Linked DNA regions of Homo sapiens: region 1 is linked to region 2. The links are chromatin contacts, found by Hi-C in ENCODE. All regions are on one chromosome and are shown on one strand. Each heading gives the region's core, a stretch centred on a gene start or an enhancer-like site at or near the end of the contact. The rest is flanking DNA. Distances are from core to core; before and after follow the strand shown.

The links. Hi-C counts contacts between places; a loop is a spot of excess contacts on that map. Pooled maps may share reads with other maps.
Region 1: a loop to region 2 is called in a pooled map, with 4 times the contacts of the local background. The contact joins the enhancer-like site here to the promoter of OSGIN1 in region 2. A Hi-C loop is called at or near these places in 1 of 168 maps with a recorded cell type or tissue (GM12878), 1 of 37 single-sample maps with no recorded cell type and 5 of 50 pooled maps.

The regions. Positions count from the first base shown.
Region 1 is chr16:84,589,237-84,595,625 of GRCh38, reverse strand. It overlaps COTL1 (coactosin like F-actin binding protein 1), which reads left to right. Exons shown (of 4, transcript NM_021149.5): 3 at 5,364-5,521. Among named protein-coding and RNA genes, the nearest start is that of COTL1, 26 kb to the left of the region's middle. RefSeq lists enhancers at 1,435-1,734, 4,800-5,299. Within about 2 kb of position 1,250, at least 18 of the 41 ENCODE cell types and tissues checked have a DNase peak (open chromatin) inside an H3K27ac peak, as active enhancers do; they include GM12878, where a contact is called at or near this core.
Region 2 is chr16:83,951,922-83,958,518 of GRCh38, reverse strand. It overlaps OSGIN1 (oxidative stress induced growth inhibitor 1), which reads right to left and starts at 5,279. Exons shown (of 6, transcript NM_182981.3): 1 at 5,149-5,279; 2 at 781-879. The coding sequence starts at 847. RefSeq lists an enhancer at 3,697-4,466 and a silencer at 4,955-5,004.

The DNA of each region.
Region 1 (6,389 bases), core at 1-2,500, 640 kb before region 2:
AGGGAGCCTAGGGCTCCCCACTGCTGATGTGGGGCTGTGACTGCCACTGGGGTTTGTGGACCCAATTTGTTCAGAAGAGGGAAAGTAACTAAACCAGGGATGAAGAACTAGCGATTCCCCTTCCACTGCCCAGTGTGAGGTCAAAAGGGACCGAGAACCTCCTTCAGGGTGAGCAGGGTTGGGGAGAGGCCTCCAGTCTGCCGGGCAGCTGCAAAAACGGTGCGCAGACCAACAGGTTTTCCGTCTCCGACTCAGCTGACCCGTCACTGTCGTGCCAGATCTCTAGCAGCAAACATTTGTAAGCATAACGTGACTCGGATTTTCAAAAACAGGCCTGTCAGCAATCTTGTTGACCAAACCATTGTCGGATAAGCACGCAGCAGTCACCTAGCAAACCACGTCCCTCTTTACCCCGCTCCCCCACGATCATTTAAATGACATCAGGCTGTGGTTCTGGAAGGTTCCCAGTGTCCTTGGGGTTGTGGGTGTAACTTACTTATTGTACATCTATCTTGTGCCAGGCCCTGGGCTGGTACTTGGGACACAGGGACAATGCCTGTGGTTCTTCAACAAGAATCTGTGACCCTCCGGGGGCAAAGGGTGTTGCCCAAGGTAGACCTGGGGAGGTCTGAAAGAGGGGAAGGGTGGATGTGGAGGGTTGGAGGTGCGCAGAGCATGGCCGGCATGTGGAGGCACTTGGCAGCCAGCAGAGAGGGCAGACGCTGGAAAAGCCATGGAGCTCCGCAGAGGAGCCAGCCAGAGCCGTGGGAGGGGGCGACACTGAGAAGAGAGAGAGGCTGGGAGAGCTGGCTCAGCCCGAAGCCTTGGCCATGGGCTGAACACATGGTTGAGGTCCCCAAAAACTGCGTTGGCCCAAAGCAGGGCTGGTAACTTACCTCCATGGAGGCTTGGGCCAGGGATGGGTAGTTTGGATCCAAGTCCGGGCTGACCAATGTGGAAATGGGAACCCGAGAGCGGTTACCATGGAAACACACTCACCGTGTTCTTTTGCTTGTGAAATGCAGTCGGAGGCGGATGTTCAGCCCCTCCTCCCCCTCAGGTCAAGGCTGCCATTTAATTAAGCACTTTGGTGTTGATGCTCTGACGACACTCCTCAAAACAGAGCCCTGGCTTCCCAGACACCACGGGGACTGCTGAGAAATGCTCTCGAGCTAAAGCGCTGCTCCCCCACACTCCAAGTCTGCACCAGCCGCCTGTGGCTGCGCACTTTGCACCTTACAAGTGAGGAACTGCCATCTCTTGCACCAGTCTCGTTTCCTGTGCGCTGTGGCCACCTGGCAGCCCCGCCCTGTGTCAGGAGCTTTAGGTTGGAGGTTCCACCCTGATGGGCTAGGTGGGTTTTGTAGCTTTCACTTTCAGTCATCATGGTCAACTGATAAGGGAGGCGTGAAATCACCCCATTTTGGAAGGATCCCAAATGTCTATCAACTGATGCACTGATAAGCAAAATGTGCTCTCTCCATGCAATGGAGTGCTGTTCAGCCATAAAAGGAATGAAGTGGTGACCCGCACATGCGGCAGCAGGGATGATCCTTGGAGATGTGACGCTGAGTGAAAGCCAGACCGCAGAGGCCACATAGCATATGAGTCCATTTCAATGAAATGTCCAGCACAGGCCAATCCATAGAGACAGAAAGTGGAAGAGTGGCTGCCAGGGCCTGGGGGAATGGGGTGGAGAATGGGGAGTGACTGTTCTTGAGGACGGGAGTTCTCGTTGGAGTGGTGAAATTAGATAGTAGCGATGATGGCACAACATTGTGAGTGTCCTTAAAGCCACTGAATTGGATGCTTTAAAGTGGTTAAAATGGCCGGGCGCGGTGGCTCACGCTTGTAATCCCAGCACTTTGGGAGGCCGAGGTGGGCGGATCACGAGGTCAGGAGATCAAGACCACGGTGAAACCCCGTCTCTACTAAAAATACAAAAAATTAGCCGGGCGTGGTGGCGGGCGCCTGTAGTCCCAGCTACTCGGGGGGCTGAGGCAGGAGAATGGTGTGAACCCGGGAGGCGGAGCTTGCAGTGAGCCGAGATCGCGCCACTGCACTCCAGCCTGGGCGACGGAGCGAGACTCCCTTCTCAAAAAAAAAAAAAGTGGTTAAAATGGTGAATTTTGTTATGTGACTTTTATCTCAATAAAGAAAAGAACGTGTTTTACAGGTGAGGCAGCCCAGGCTGATGTTTGGGAATTCAGGCACAGTCCCCGGGGCATGGGAGGTGGGGCCCTCACCCCTCGGGGTCTCCTGTGCCCTGGACTCCTCTGTCCTCACCTTCTCACATCCAGTTGGTCACCAGGCCCTGTGGATTCACCTGCGCAGTGTCCCTGAGACCATCCTTCCTTCTATCCCTGCTGCGTTGTTACCTACTGACCCCCAGATAGCCATGGCCTGGTGGGGCATTTCCCTGGAGAAAGGGGGCTGAGCACACACACCCAAGGTGTCCAGGCCCTTGGCTCTGGCCTCGTGTTGAGAGTCTGGCCACATCACGTGGCCTCTGAGCCTCCAGCCCTTATCAATGAAGGTGATTTGGATGTTGATGATGAAAGTGGCCATGACGTCTCTACCTCATCTGCCTCCCAGCGTTGTTACAAAGACCAAATGAGATGAAATAGAAGCATGTTTTGTAAACTGAAAAGTGGTGTGCCAATGTGAGTGGTGATGACGATCAGTTTCCTTTAAGAAGTAAGTGTTGTGGAGTCCCTGACCCTGGACTGCAGCTAGGATCACGCATTCATGGTCTGCTGAGAGCTGCGTGTTCCTTAGCTCCCGGGGACAAATGGATGACCCGTTAGACCACCCGGCTTCTTGTTGAAGGCGAACGTGCTGGTTACCCCCTCCGGTTTTGAGATAATCACCAGGAAGTGAGCTTGTCAGCTGCAGGCCAGTATCTCCTGTAGACAGGTGGTTTGTGTCCTTGGGTCTTGGTGCTAACCTACATGCTTCGTGCGGGACTCTGCAGGGACGTACTTAGATTCTAGGAAGAAACGCAGATTGATTTTTTTTTTTTTTTTTAACTCAGTGTGATCCTTTGACCAGTAGCATCAGCATCACTGGGAAGCTTCTTAGAAGCGTAGACCCCAGAGCTGTTTAATCAGAAGCTGCGTTTAAGATTTCCCCAGTGATTCAAATCCACACAATGTTTGAGAAGCAAACATATCGCTCTACGATATCATTAGGTGCCTGAGAAACCCTCACACCAGCAACTAAACGCCCTGAGAGAGCATCAGTTTATGCAAGTGGCTAATACAAGGTGAATGACTCCAAACCAGTGGCATCCCTATGTGCCAGCAACCACCACTTAGGAATTGTAATGAGATCTTGGTGATAATGGCAGTTAAAATATGAACTGTTTGTGAAGTAAGCTGAATAAGGATATGTGATCCCCTCAAGAGGCACAGAACTTTGTTGGAAAACACAAAAGGGGTCCCAATTAAATGGGGACACCAACGGTTTACAGCAGAGGTTCTCAACTGGGGGTGTTCTGCCCCCTTTGGAGGACATCTGCAATGTATGGAGGCATTTTTGTTTGTCATAACTGGTGGGGCCAGGTGAGGGGTGCTGCTCAGCACCCTGCAATTTACGGGATGGTTCCTACCAGAGAGAATGATCTGGCCCCAGATGCCAGTTGAGCTGATGTTGAACAATTTTGGTTTATCCTAGTGGGGTACACATGCACCCGCATGCACACGCACACACATGCAATGCACACATACACATGCACGCACATATTTTTATTTTATTTTATTTTATTTTATTTTATTTTATTTTATTTTATTTTATTTTATTTGAGACAGGGTCTCAGTTGGCCACCCAGGCTGGAGTACAGTGGCGTAATCTCTACTCAACTGCAGTCTCAACCTCCTGGGCTCAAGTGATCCTCCCACCTTAGCCTCCCTGGTAGCTGGGACTACAGGTGCCTGCCACCGTGCCCAGCTAATTTTTTGGTTTTTTTTTTTTTTTTTTTTTTTTTTTTTTTAGAGAGGTGATTTCTCCATGTTGCCCAGGTTGGTCTCAAGCTCTTGGGCTGAAGTGATCCTCCCACCTTTGCCTCCCAAAGTGCTGGGATTACAGGGGTGAGCCACCATACCTGGCCAATACACACATCACTTTAAAAATTCAAAAAATCAGGCTGGGCGCGGTGGCTCACGCCTGTAATCCCAGCACTTTGGGAGGCTGAGGCGGGTGGAATACAAGGTCAGGAGATCAAGATTCATCCTGGCTAACACAGTGAAACCCCATCTCTACTAAAAATACAAAAAATTAGCCAGGTGTGGTGGTGGGCGCCTGTAGTCCCAGCTACTCGGGAGGCTGAGGCAGGAGAATGGTGTGAACCCTAGAGGCCAAGCTTGCAGTGAGTCGAGATCGCGCCACTGCACTTCAGCCTGGGCGACAGAGCGAGACTCTGTCTCAAAAAAAAAAAAAAAAATTCCAGAATATCAAATGATATTTTGATAATACAGAGCAGTGGAGGGTGGGGGAACTTAGCATAGTGGATTGTGAAACAAATTTTAAAGTCATGATAATAAAAACAGTGTGGCATTGAAATAAAACTTAATGTGGATCAATGGAACAAAATAGCCCTCAAAGCCATTTTAATAAAAATGACTATATAAGATAGAACAAGCATAACACAGCCAATGGAAATGTGTTCAGAATTCATTGTTGACCTAATTGCCCTAGTCATAAGTGAAATATCCTCGGAGCCATATCCCGGGCCAAATTAAGAGCCATTTTCTTTGTTTCCTCTTCATACCCAGCACCCCCCTTGCCCCTCCTGTCTCTCTACAGTGTAGAGTCTCATTCCAAACTGCAAAGATTGAGGCAAAAAGAGTTGATGAATTTCTGGTCTACAAAGAGGATGAATTTCTGGTCCCTAAATAAGATCCATAATTTGAGCCTTTTTAAATTTTTATTTTTAAATTTTTTTTGGCTGGGCCCTGGCACTGCTGGCGGCACCCACATCTGTGCAATGGGCCCACCCAGACTTTGAGCCTTGATTGTAGGAAGGCTGTAGGCGTTGCAGCCAGAAAGGCCTGGGTTTAAATCCCAGCATGACCTTGAATTCCCTCACAACCTTGAAAGTGCCATGTGACTTCTCTGAATCTCCATTTCCCATCTGTGAAATGGGCATGAAGCCTGCAGCACTGTTGCCAGGATTCAGGGGAGTGTGACAAGGGCAGCGGATGAGTGCTTCCCTCCTGTCCTCTGCACATGGTGCTCCCAGGGAACTGCACCGGTCTCCTGCTGTGCTGCTCCAGGCGCACTCGTGGCTCACAGCCTCTCCCCAGGGACATGACATGGGGGTGTTTTAACGCAGCACCATGTTCTCTTTTCGCTTTTGGCCACAGATGACGTCCGGTTGTTTGCCTTCGTGCGCTTCACCACCGGGGATGCCATGAGCAAGAGGTCCAAGTTTGCCCTCATCACGTGGATCGGTGAGAACGTCAGCGGGCTGCAGCGCGCCAAAACCGGGACGGACAAGACCCTGGTGAAGGAGGTCGTACAGGTACTGAGTTCCTCCAGAGTCTGGAGGTCAAAGCTCGCCAAGGGTCACCATCCTGCAAGGAGGGAGAGGGCTGGGTTCGACTCCTGGGTCTGTAGCTTAGCTGTGACTTGGGACAAGCCATGCTATGTCTCTGCACCAGTAAAGCCATTGGTGAAATGTCACCAGAATTGTTTCAGGATGCTGGCTAGGAGGAGTTAACTGTGTTTACGATCCCACCTATCCCATAACAGAAGCTTGGCAGCTGGGTGCCTGCCTCCGTGGGTGGGGCAGGTTGCTTGCTTCTAGAGACGGGAACTGGTGGGGGGACCAGAATAGCGGCCACTACCCTGTGGTGTCCTGGCTGACTGTCGGCGGTGGTCGCAAGGATCCCGTGGGAGAATTCATTTGTACCCTCTCTGAACAGTGCCTACTTTAAGTCTTTTCCATTCTGGCCATTAAAGAAAATGGACATTTGCAATGTCAGAAACTTCCAAGGTTGTTCACTTGGGGTACGGGTAACACGGTCATGTTGAGAAAAGAAAATCTGAACTCCAAAAGGTAACCCCGGGGTAGGGTAGATGAGGGAGAGAGGTCTTTCCCTACTAAAGGGATCTCCATTTCGCAAAAGGATTTCTCACAACCCATGAAGTAGGGAATCTCTCCCTCTTACTGCGCCTTTAAACTGTTGTTCAGGTGACCAGAAACAGTGTGTTACACGTCCCTTCAGCAGCTTGTCTGTTACAGAGGGCGGGGGGTACCACTGCCCATCCTCCACCATGCACATTATTTTAAAGATTCAAAGCAATGTAATTGGTCCATGATAAAACAAACGTTTAAAAACAATAGACTCAGCTGGGTGCGGTGGCTCACGCCTGTAAATCACAGCACT
Region 2 (6,597 bases), core at 4,030-6,529:
GACCATCTCACGTGGCTTAATCGGACGCCTGCATACTGGGGGGTCATCTGTCCCCATTTGTGCAGACAGAGGACAGGAATCATAAGCCGCTACTGTGTGTCCTCTCATGTGGGCACCTAGCACAGTGCTGGGCACAGGGTAGTCATGGGATCAGTGTGGGCTCAGGACCAGGCCTCCCTGCGCCACGCCGGGTCGCCTCCAGCTGATGGGTGTGTTCTAGACCCCTGGGTTCTCGGAAGTGTGAAAGGGAATGATAGCTTATAAACTGCTAAGCCTAGCACTGGCCACATAGTAAACGCTCAATGGCTTAATTTAAAGACCACTGTAAAGAGGCCAGGCCTGGGCCAGGCATGGTGGTTCACACCTATAATCCCAGCACTTTGGGAGGCTGAGGCAGGCAGATCACTTGAGGTCAGGAGTTCGAGACCAGCCTGGCCGACATGGCGAAACCCCATCTCTACTAAAAATACAAAAGTTAGCTGGGCATGGTGGCATGCACCTGTAATCCCAGCTACTTGGTAGGCTGAAGCAGGAGAATCGCTTGAGCCCGGGAGGGAGAGGTTGCAGTGAACCAAGATTGCACTACTGCACTCCAGCCTGGGCGACAGAGTGAGACTTTGTCTCAAATAAATAAATAAATAAATAAATAAATAAATAAAAAATAAACCCCAAAAACGAAAAAAGACACCAGGCCTGGACTTGCCCAGCTCCTGCCCTCAGACCTGGGGGGTACCCGGAAGGCTCAGCGGAGCCCCTCCCTGGCTGGGGCCTGACACTCACCCACAATGATGACCGGGAGGGGCTCTGAGCTGCTGGCGCCGAGGTGGTCCTTTCTGGAGGAGCTCATGGCTGGTGGGGGGCTTGGGGCTGGCAGCGGACCTGGAGTGGGGGAGAGGGGAAGGAAGAGTCCATTCGGGTGAGGCCTGGGTGTCCACACAGCCACTTCACCTCCCAGCTAGGGTGGCCTCCTGTGGCCCTCAGGGTCTGGTCCGGGGTCCCCATGAGACATATCTGACGGGACTCCCTTCTTGCTCTCACACAGCCTCTGCTCCAAACAGGCTGTTTGCCCCACCCCTCCCCAGTCATGCAGAATGTGCCCTCCCCTCCTCGGGCCTGGTTGCCCCAGGCAGCCACTGTCCCTCCGAGCCTCACTCTACTCTCCCATCTCACTGGGGCAGTAACAGTCCCCGAAACTCATTATCTGTCTTCCCGAGAGGCCATTCCTGCCCAACCCAGGAACCAGCCCTGCCAGACCCTTCTGTGGGCCACAGTCCTCGAGTCCCAGTGTGGCCTGGTGGACTCGTCATCCAGCCCTGGCACGTTGCTTCCTATCCCATTCCCGGGCCTCTCTGGGTCTCAGTTTCCTCATCTGTAAAATGGAAGCAATGAGTCCCTACCTCCTAGGGTGGTTGAGGGACACAGTAGGATCACAGACGGGAAGCACCTGCCTGGAGTGAATCTGCCACAGGGAATGGGCCAGCGCTGTGGCCTGCCCCAGGAGCTGGGATGGACTTGGGGAAATGGAAGCAGTGGCCAGGTTTGGGGACGTGCTGGTGAACCTGCCATCTCTGGGGCAGCCGCGCCCTCTGCTGGCCGCAGGCCCAAATCGCTCAAAGGGACCCAAGTGCTGGTCCTAGAGCTGCCGGTTCCCAGAGGAGCATCAGACCTACCTTCTTCCCCACACCAGCTAGCAGCGGACACCAGCCTCACCCGAGGGCCACATGCTGCCATCCTGAGGACCACAAGGCAACACCCTTGTGGGCACAGGGATGATGAGCATTTGGCACTTACTGTGTACCGGGTATTTGACATGCTTTTTCTCATATCCGCCTCACGCTGACCCTGTGCAGCCCTGGCCATATTAATGTCCCATTTCACAGATGTGTAAACGGGGCTCAGAGAGGTCGCACAAACTTCTCAGTGTCACACAGCTGGCTTTGAAACCCAGGGCTCACTGGTGCCAAGACCCTGCCAGTGCCACCACCCACACCACTCGGCCTGTCCCTCGAGATCCAGGGCCCATCCAGGTGTCACACTCAAGTGGGCGGGCACAGGGCTTGGACCACCCAGAGTGGCCAGGGGTGGGGGCCCAGGGCCACCTGCCTCCAGAATTCTTCCAGAGAAAGTGGGAATCTGGATTTCTATGTGAATGATCTGAGTTGAAGAAGTGGGCAATGAATGAACGCAGAGTTTTGGAAGATGCTTAAAAGGCCAACCAAACACAGCTGAGACCAGTGTGTGGCCTCTGATGTGTGCAGGGTGACAGAAACACCTTCGTCCACCTCCAGGCAGGTCCCGAGGAGAGGGATGAGAAACTGCCACACAGATGGGCCACTGAGAGGACCTATGTGTCGCCCCCACAGTGACAACAACTGACCTTCTCAGAGCACTCTACAGTTTGCAAGGAGGTTGCATCTAAGCAGTAGCGTCCAGCCCGCTCAGCAGCCTTGAGAGGTGAGCCCTGTCACCTCTGTCTTGCAGGTGAGGAGAAGGAGGCTCCGAGGGTGAGGATGTGCCTAGCGGGGAAGGGGTCTGTCAGGGACCCCTGTGTCGGTGCTCTCTGCTCCCTTGAGCATAGCCTTTCTTGCCTCCACTGGCGTGGGGGCCAGGGACAGCCTCCGTGTCCTGTCTAGGCAAGCTCGTGTGCCCAGCACCGAAGACCTCCTCCTCCCTTTCCAGAGAGAAGGAAGGTGACACGCTGCAGTCACCAGGGACCACATGGCCTCTTCATGCTCAGCTCCCTACAAGACCCCAGGCTGCCTGCCTTGAGGGGGAGATTTCAGGGGGACGCTGCCACCAATTATAATAGTAGTAGTAGTTACAAGAACAACAAAGACAGCATGTGGCTGACATTTCCATACTTCTGTGGAGTGGGCTGGGTGCCAGGCATGATCTCAACACTTAATACACGTTAACAAATTGAATCCTTATTTAATCGGGTTGTTGTAAGTACTCTGAGGGCCAGAGCGTTTCTCACCGCCCTTTATAGTTTGCAAGGTGGTTGAACCAGCTCTTGCAGGCTGGGCTGGATCAGAGCCCAGGCCGCCCTGCTCCAGAGCCTTCTCTGTGCCCCAAGTGCTGTGAGAGGTCCTGCTGAGACCCCTCTGCCGGGTGGAACGTGCAGTGTCCGTTCCAGGGTCCCCCACTTCTCTGTCGCAGCGCTAGTGGCAGGCGGGGAGGCAGAGGGACAGCTGAGGACCTGGTGTTCTGGCTGGGAAGGGATCATTTCTCATTGACTCTGGGTGCTGAGTATACCCAGAGGCCTTGGAGAACAGGACTACGGGTCTCAGAGTGCTTTCTCTGGCTTGCTCCTGATACCCTCGAATGGCTCTGGGCCCCTCAGTCCTCATCATGGTCCCCGGGAACAGCAGCCACTGGGGAGCATGGGACCTCCTGGTAAAGGGCTTCCCCGCATCACCTCCTTTGATCCTCCTAGCAACCCACTTTGCAGATGAGGAGACTAAGGCTAGGAGAGGTGAAGCCGTGCCCTGAGGCTACAGAGCCGGTGGGCGATGGAACTGATATTTGATCCCCGTGGGCTGACACCCCCAGGCACCCCAGCCCCTTCACCAAACGAGTGAGCCAACCTGCTCCATCTGCCCCAGTGCGCCCACCCTGGGCCATGCCCTGCCCCTCCTTTGTTCTTTCAGATTTTCCCACCACCCCAAGAAGGGCATTTGCAGGAGCCCCTGCTGGCCAATGAGGAATCAGAACTGGCTGCCCCTTCCCACCCTTTGCAGGCAGCAGAGGACACTGGTTTACCACCAGGGCTTTGGGGCTCCAAGTCCAGGGCTCCCTCCTGGGACTGTCCTCAGGCTCTTGAACAGAAGCTTCTGGATGCCACATACATGAGGTCACCACCCAGGGGCTGGACCTGAGAAGTCACTTCCCGTTCAGAGTGACACAGGACGCCCCAAAGTCCGAAGCAGCTTGACGCTGTCACTCATAACCTCGGACAAATATGCTGCCAACTTACAAAAGAGAGTTCAAAAGTTTCATTTCAATTCCTTTTGTGCTTTTTAGTTTTACGGAGTTGGAAGAATCAATTTTTAATGTTATCTTTTTAAGTCCCTTTAATTGAAGATGGCAGATGTTGATGGAAAGAAGTTAACATTAAAAATTGATGTTTCAAATTTCACAAAGGCAAACAGGATAAAAGAAATGAAAACAGTTGCACCTTCGACTGACGTTTCTTTCAAGTGTGCGGCATTTGTACTTCTGAGGTTGTTAAAGCTGCAAACTGCTCTGAGACTCTGGGACACCTGTATGTCTGCGTTTCTTTGGCACCTCTAGTGGCCATTTACTCCTTTGCCTTTGAAGACACCCCAGGAGGTGGGTGTTCTTATCCCCATTGTGCAGAGGAAGAAAAGCTGGTCAGGAGGAGTGGGCGTCTTGCCCCAGGTCACCTAGGAGGGTCCAAGACCACGGCCATGTGACAAATCTTAGTTCTGCCAAGTCCCCTCCAGTAAAACAGCTGATTACAGGGAGACCAAGAAAGTGACACGAAGCCCTGGGGGCGCTAAAGTGTGAGGGGGTGGTCTGTCCACGCAAGCGGCACTTGCCATTTATCACAGACGAGCCCTCGCCCCAGTGCCGCACACCTGGAGCCCAGGGTCTCCTGCAGCTCCCCAGCCTCCCAGGGGCCGCCCTCCCAACCCGCCGCACTCTTGAGCCTCCTGAGAGAAGCTAAGTCGCTGGGACCTCCAGGGATGGGGGCTGTTCATGGGCACCCAAGGGCTCTGTCCCTCCTGAGCAGGAGAAGCAGAAACCCAGAAGGCACCCAGCCTGGCTGCCGACCCAGTGGCCTTGGAACAGCTGGGCAGTAAGCCCGGGCTGGCCACACCCCTCTTTCCTGCTAGGAGCGGCGGTCACATGGCCCAGGGTACGCTGGGACTGTGGCCGCTTCAGCTGCTTGGCTGAGGGTACCAGGCACCTGGACAGGGACACAGCTGAGGATCTGGGAGGAACCTGGTGTAGGGGAGAATCCTGCCGGGCTCCAGAGAACCCAGGCGAGGGCCTCCACTCAGGACCACCCGGGACCCCCGCCTGGCGCCAGGGCTCTGCAGACCCTCCGGTCCAGCTGGGCTTGCCACGGGTGCCTGGGATGTGCCTGATTCCCTGCCCCGGAACCTGGCCCCGGACACTCACCTGACAGGCAGTGGTGCAGGAGCCCAGTGAGCCCGGCCAAGTTGTGCACTAGGAGGGTCAGGGGAACACGGATCACAGAGTCCCCCGCGAGATCGGGACACCCATTACCCTGTGGGGATCCAAGAGGCTCTGAGAGGCCAGAGGGAAGTGAGGGTATTTCACGGGGAGGGAGGAGGCGGCGCAGGCAGTGGGCGGGGCCAGGAAAATCACTTTCATAAGCGTGAGTCAGCAGGGGCCCGTGATGAATGAACTTGCACACTGGGCGGGTGTCACGCTGCCTGCCTCATGGCCAGCCTTAAAGGGCCCCTGCTGGGCGGCCTGCCAGGGGGCCTAGGGTGGCGCTCCCTCCCAGCCACCTCCCCCTAGCCAGACCCCCATCCCTGGGGCTCAGTCTCTGGAGGAGGAACCAGTGACCTCTGAATGAGCCAGCCTGGCCTTTGCCATAAGCGAAGAGGAGATGGCTTTGTCCCGCACACAGTTAAAATAACAGTACCTTTAAGTGGCGAAACCCCGTCCAGTTCCCGCATTCCACCTGGATTTCACTGCACCCTCCAATCCCCAAAAGCCCTCTGGCACCAGCCTGCCTGGGCTGCGAATCCAGCTTTGCCATTTCCCAGCTGCAGGGCTCTGGCAAGCTGCCTTAGGGCCCGCACCTCAGTTTCCTCATCTGAAAACTGGGGCCAAGTCACAGATTGTCTCTACCAGAGTGGCCGTGAGGGTTTACATGACATCCTTCTTGTCTGCCATGCTTAGAACTTGAAGCCTGCTCCCAGGCTCTTCTCTCCTGTTTTATGTGGGTAGCACTGCACACCCCACACCTTGCTGTTTCTTAATTATTATTATTTTGAGAAGGAGTTTCGCTCTTGTTTCCCAGGCTGGGGTGCAATGGCGCGATCTCGGTTCACTGCAACCTACGCCTCCCGGGCTCAAGTGATTCCCCTGCCTCAGCCTCCTGAGTAGCTGAGATTACAGGCATGTGCCACCACGCCCGGCTAATTTTGTATTTTTGGTAGAGATAGGGTTTCACCATGTTGGCAAGGCTGGTCTCGAACTCCCGACCTCAGATGATCCGCCCGCCTCAGCCTTCCAAAGTGCTGGGATTACAGGCGTGAGATGCCACACCTGGCCTATTTCTGAATTATTTTATTGTCTCTCTTCCCAAACCAGAATGTGAGCTCTGTGTGGGCAGGGAAGTATATTCGTGACTGCTCTACACAGTGTCTAGAACAGCGCTTAGGACACATAGGCACTCAACATCGGTTAAACAGAAGGGAGGCAGGGAGGGAGGGAAGCAGGGGGGGAAGGAGGGAGGAAGGCAGGGAGGGAGGGAAGTAGGGAGGGAAGGAGGGAGGAAAGCAGGGAGGGAAGGAGGGAGGGAAGGAAGGAGGTAGGGAGGGAAGCAGGGGGGGAAGGAGGGAGGAAGGCAGGGAGGGAGGGAAGTAGGGAGGG